Linked DNA regions of Homo sapiens: region 1 is linked to region 2. Evidence: read pairs that join two places in POLR2A ChIA-PET (ENCODE). Cell type or tissue: GM12878. All regions are shown on one strand.

The links. ChIA-PET counts read pairs that join two places held together with the same protein. Peaks named below come from ENCODE experiments on the same cell type or tissue, not always from the same donor. Only the 100,000 strongest peaks of a DNase experiment are listed, where the experiment ranks them.
Region 1: POLR2A ChIA-PET joins it to region 2 with 5 read pairs; 3 of 35 experiments call an interaction of 5 or more read pairs at or near these places.

The regions. Positions count from the first base shown.
Region 1 is chr17:45,625,989-45,628,488 of GRCh38, reverse strand. All of the region lies in intron 2 of LINC02210-CRHR1 (LINC02210-CRHR1 readthrough), which reads right to left. The region is part of intron 2 of LINC02210 (long intergenic non-protein coding RNA 2210); the gene reads right to left. Among named protein-coding and RNA genes, the nearest start is that of LINC02210-CRHR1, 6.9 kb to the right of the region's middle. In GM12878, no CTCF peak of the experiment used is centred here; no DNase peak of the experiment used is centred here.
Region 2 is chr17:45,306,238-45,308,737 of GRCh38, reverse strand. All of the region lies in intron 1 of MAP3K14 (mitogen-activated protein kinase kinase kinase 14), which reads left to right. Among named protein-coding and RNA genes, the nearest start is that of MAP3K14, 9.5 kb to the left of the region's middle. RefSeq lists an enhancer at 887-1,026. In GM12878, a CTCF peak has its summit at 858; a DNase peak (open chromatin) is centred at 1,207; H3K4me3 peaks cover 1,218 bases; H3K27ac peaks cover 2,440 bases.

The DNA.
Region 1 (2,500 bases), 320 kb before region 2:
GTGCTGAACATGTACAGACTTTTTTCTTGTCATTATTCCATGAACAATAGCGTTTCACAACTATTTATACAGCATTTATGTTGTATTCAGCATTATAACTAATCTAGAGGTGATTTAAAGCAGGGGTCCCCAACCCTTGGGGCACAGACCAGTACTCTTAAGAACTGGGCCTGTTAGGAATGGGGCTGCACAGCAGGAGGTGAGCAGCAGGTGAGTGAGAGAAGCCTCATCGGTATTTACAGCCGCGTCCCATTCCCATGGCTCACATTACCAACTGAGCTCCACCTCCTGTCAGATCAGCTGCAGCATTAGATTCTCATAGGAGGGTGAACCCTATTGTGAACTGCACGTGAGGGATCTACACTGCGTGCTCCTATGAGAATCTAATGCCTGATGATCTGTCACTGTCTCCCATCACCCCCAGATGGAACCATCTAGTTGCAGCAAAACAAGCTCAGGCTCCCACTGATTCTACATTACAGTGAGTTTGTATAATTACTTCATTATATATTATAACGTAATAATAATAGAAATAAAGTGCACAGTAAATGCAATGTGCTGAATCATCCCAAAACTATCCCTGATCCCCCTCTCCGGCCCCCGGCTCTGTGGAAAAATTATATTTCACGAAACTAGTCCCTGGTGCCAAAAAGGTTGGGGACCACTGATTTAGAGTATACGGGAGGATGGGGGGCTGGAGGTTGCAGTGATCCAAGTGCCACTGCACTCCAGCCTGAATGACAAAGGGAGACCCTGTCTCAAAAAAAAAAAAAAAAGAGATATGTAGTACTCCTAACATTCAGTACCTCAGAATGTGATCTTAGAGATGGGATCTTCAGACCAGGTGCGGTGGCTCACGCCTGCAATCTCAGCACTTTAAGAGGCCGAGGTGGGTGGACCACTTGAGGTCAGGAGTTCGAGACCAGCCTGGCCAATGTGGAGAAACCCCATCTCTACCAAAAATGTAAAAATTAGCTAGGCATGGTGGCGAGCACCTGTAACTCCAGCTACTTGGAAGGCTAAGGCAGAAGAATCACTTGAACCTAGGAGGAGGAGGTTGCAGTGAGCTGAGATCACCCCACTGTACTCCAGCCTGGGCAACAAAGAGAGACTCTGAAAAAAAAGAAAGAGATAAGATCTCCAAAGAGGTCATAAAGTTAAAATGAGGTCATCAGGGAGGACTCTAATCCCATTATGACTTGTCCTTATAAAAAAGGGGAAATTGTGGACACAAAGAAATACACACAGGGAGGCTGGGCGCAGTGGCTCACGCCTGTAATCCCAGCACTTTGGGAGGCTGAGGTGGGCAGATCACTTAAGGTCAGGAGTTTGAGACCAGCCTGGGCAACAAGGTGCAGCCCTGCCTCTACAAAAAATACAAAATTTAGGCTGGGTGCTGTGGCTCATGCCTGTAATCCCAGCACTTTGGGAGGCCAAGGCAGGCAGATCACCTGAGGTCAGGAGTTCAAGACCGGCCTGGGCAACATGGTGAAACCCTGTTTCTACAAAAAATACAAAAAATTACCTGGGCATGGTGACACGTGACTGTAATCCCAGCTACTTAGGAGGCTAAGGAAGGAGAATCACCTGAACCTGAGAGGCAGAGGTTGCAGTGAACCAATATTATGCCACTGCACTCCAGCCTGGGCAACAGAGCAAGACTTTGTCTAAAAAAACAAAAGAAATATACACAGGGAGAACTCTACATAAGGACTGGAGTTATGCTGCCACCAGAAGCTAGAAGAGAGGCTTGAAACAGATCCTGTCCCAGTAGCTTCAGAGAAAGCATGCCTCTGCCCTTAGATTTCTAGCCTCCAGAACAGGGAGACAATAAATTTCTGTTATTTAAGCCACTCAGCATATGTCACTCTGTGGCAGCAGCCTTAGCAAACAGATGTCATAAGAAAATTCGCAGCTCAGGTTTACTAAGTACCTACCAGGTACTGTTCTAAACACTCTGCGTGAATAAACTCATTTAATCCTTATAAAGTCCACTCTAGGATCTAGGTACTATCATTACACCCTTTTTACGGTGTGGATGCCGAGGTTCTAAGAGGTTAATGAGCTTACCCAATATCACATAGCCAGAGCCCTCTCTCTCACCACTAGGCTATGAGGAGCTATTATTAACAGTAATTACAATAAGAGCTAGCGTGGTGGCTCACGCCTGTAATCCCAGCACTTTGGGAGGCCACGGCGGGTGGATCACTTGAGGCCAGGAGTTTGAGACCAGCCTGGCCAACATAGTGAAACCCCGTCTCTACTAAAAATAGAAAAACAAGCCGGGCATGCTGGCATGTGCCTGTAATCCCAGCTACTTGAGAGGCTGAGGCAGGAGAATTGCTTGAACTCAGGAGACGCAGGTTGCAGTGAGCCGAGATCGTGCCACTGAACTCCAGCCTGGGCGACACAGCAAGACTCCATCTCAAAAAAAAAAAAAATTAGTAATTACGATAAGTAGTAGTCCACTGAGCCAAACACTGCCCTATGTCCTTTACAG
Region 2 (2,500 bases):
CATGATCGCACCACTGCACCCCAGCCTGGGCGACAGAGCAAGACTCTGTCAAAAAAAAAAAAAAAAGATTAGCTGGGCATGGTGGTGCTTACCTGTAGTCCAGCTACTTCAGAGGCTGAGGTGGGATGATCACTTGAGCTCAGGAGTTCGAGGCTGTAGTAAGCTATGGTTGTACCACTGCATTCCAGCCTGGGTGACAGAACAAGTCCTCTTCTCAAAAAAGAAAATATAGTTCAAAGTAGAATCAGACAGTGAGTAGCCAGCTAATAAACACATAACTGACCACCTCCCACCCCTCCAAGTGAGAATTGGGAGGGCAGTGACCACACTGGCACATCCCATAGGCTTGGTGCCACTAGAGAGTTGTAGGCAGGTAGATCAAGGCAGTGCTTCTAGGTAACTGGGTTCAGCATTCCAAGAAGGCCTTTCAAGGGTTTCAACAGAGAAGGCTCTTGGTCATCCTCATATTCCTGCTGGCCAGCACGGTGCCTGAAACATGGTAGCCACTGATTAAATATTTGCTGTTGAGTGAAAGTACAAGACTTGAATCCAAACTCCTCCCGCTAAGCCCTGCTGGCCTCGGGGAGGACGAGAGAGCCGTGGGCTGTTTCATGATTTACCCTCTTTTACCAAAGAATCGTGTGAGATCCTCTGAGAATATTCCTCATCATGCCCCATGTCCCAAGCCCTTTTTTACCTTCCCAAGGGAGGACAAGAATATGACCCCTCATTATAAAGGGACCCCTCTGCCACTCATGTCCTCAAGCTGGTTACTTGGTCCAGCTTGTCAAAGAGCATGTGGGGCAGCATCTGAAATGAGGCCAGGGTCAAGGTTGCCCCGCCACAGGGCGGAGCTGGACCTGTGCCTCCTTCCATGCATTGGAAGCCTTCTGTGGAAGCTGAGTTCTTTGGGTTTCTTGTTTATTCTGAAGTTCCTCAAACTAGTTCCTCAATTTCAGAACCAGTCACCAGTGACTACAATGAACTTGAATTCTCCTATACAGGGAGCCTGAGCCTGTCTTTCTTCATCTTTTCTGAACACAGGTAGACGCTGCTTGAAGCCACTCCCACCTCTGAAAACCAGATTTCTAAACCCAGAAAGGAGCGGTGGGTGGTTGTATTTCAGCGAGATTGACCGTAGCCTAGGGAACTTCTTGCTCAGAATCCACCCCAAAAGGTTAAATAAGGAGAGTTGTTTTTCACAACCAAAATGCTGCTTGTAACGATGATCTCAAAGCTTGGCAAGATCACAAAGTACGTTTTGAGTCATCAAAGAAACTGGCTGTGTTTCACATGATTTTAGTGTCAAGGGCAATTATGGCCATCTAATCTTTGGAAATTGGTCATGTTAAGTGGCATACAGGGCAGCCCCCACTTAATCAGAATATTCAGTTACACAAAATACCCTAAGTTGCTGATTTCGATGACACTTGAAATTTTTTTAATTAATTAATTAATTAATTTTTTTTTTTAATTTTTTGAGACAGAGTCTCACTCTGTTGCCTAGGTTGGAGTGCAGTGGCACAATCTCGGCTCACTGCAACCTCCACCTCCCGGGTTCAAGCGATTCTTGTGCCTCAGCCTCCCGAGTAGCTGGGATTACAGGCACCCACCACCACACCCAGCTAATTTTTGTATTTCTAGTGGAGGCAGCGTTTTGCCATGTTGGCCAGGCTGGTCTCGATCTCACAACCTCAGGCAGTCCGCCCGCCTGGGCCTCCCAATGTGCTAGGATTACAGGTGTGAGCCACCACTCCCGGCCTGAAAAATTTTTTATACAATATACATTAAACATTCCTTGTTGCTTATTGTATAAAATTAAGTACACGTGTGACAGGTTTTTATCTCAATACTACCTTGCCCGACATGTTCTCCTGCATATTGGGTCTTTGTGGATCCATGATGCCCCCTGTGGCGTCTTTTCTATTTGCTGTTGGCTCTCCTTGTGCAAAGGATTTGAAGGTTGAATTGAAAATACCATTGTAATACTTCTCTTTTAAAGCTTATAAAATGCCCTGTATCAGGGCCTGGGGGCAAAAGTACTGATGAAATTTATGAAGATAGCAAATGATGCTCGAGTCTTTGTTATAAAAAGAATGGTAAATAGGTTCAAGAAGCCTGCAGCCAGGCTTTGTAAAGTGAATGGCAAATTTGCATTTGTCATAGAATTTCTCCTTGGAATGGGCCTGGCTATGTCAGGCCTGGGTGGGCTGAGGAACACAGGCCCACCACAAGTCCAGCTTGGAGTCTTTCTTCCCTGTTGTCATTTTAAAGTTGCTTTTTCCAGAACATAGGCTGGCTGTAGTTCATGCTTCCTAATTAAGGTGCTTCCTCCCAGGCCAGTCCCTGAATTTCTCACTAACCTTTGACTTGTGACAGCTTCTGCATCTCGGTCCCAATTTTTAAAGCTTAGATCATTTGGGAGTAGGAAGAGTGTCATGGTTAAGAGTATGGGCTTTGACATAAAAGTCTCTTGTGCAAATCCTGCCGCTGCCACTTC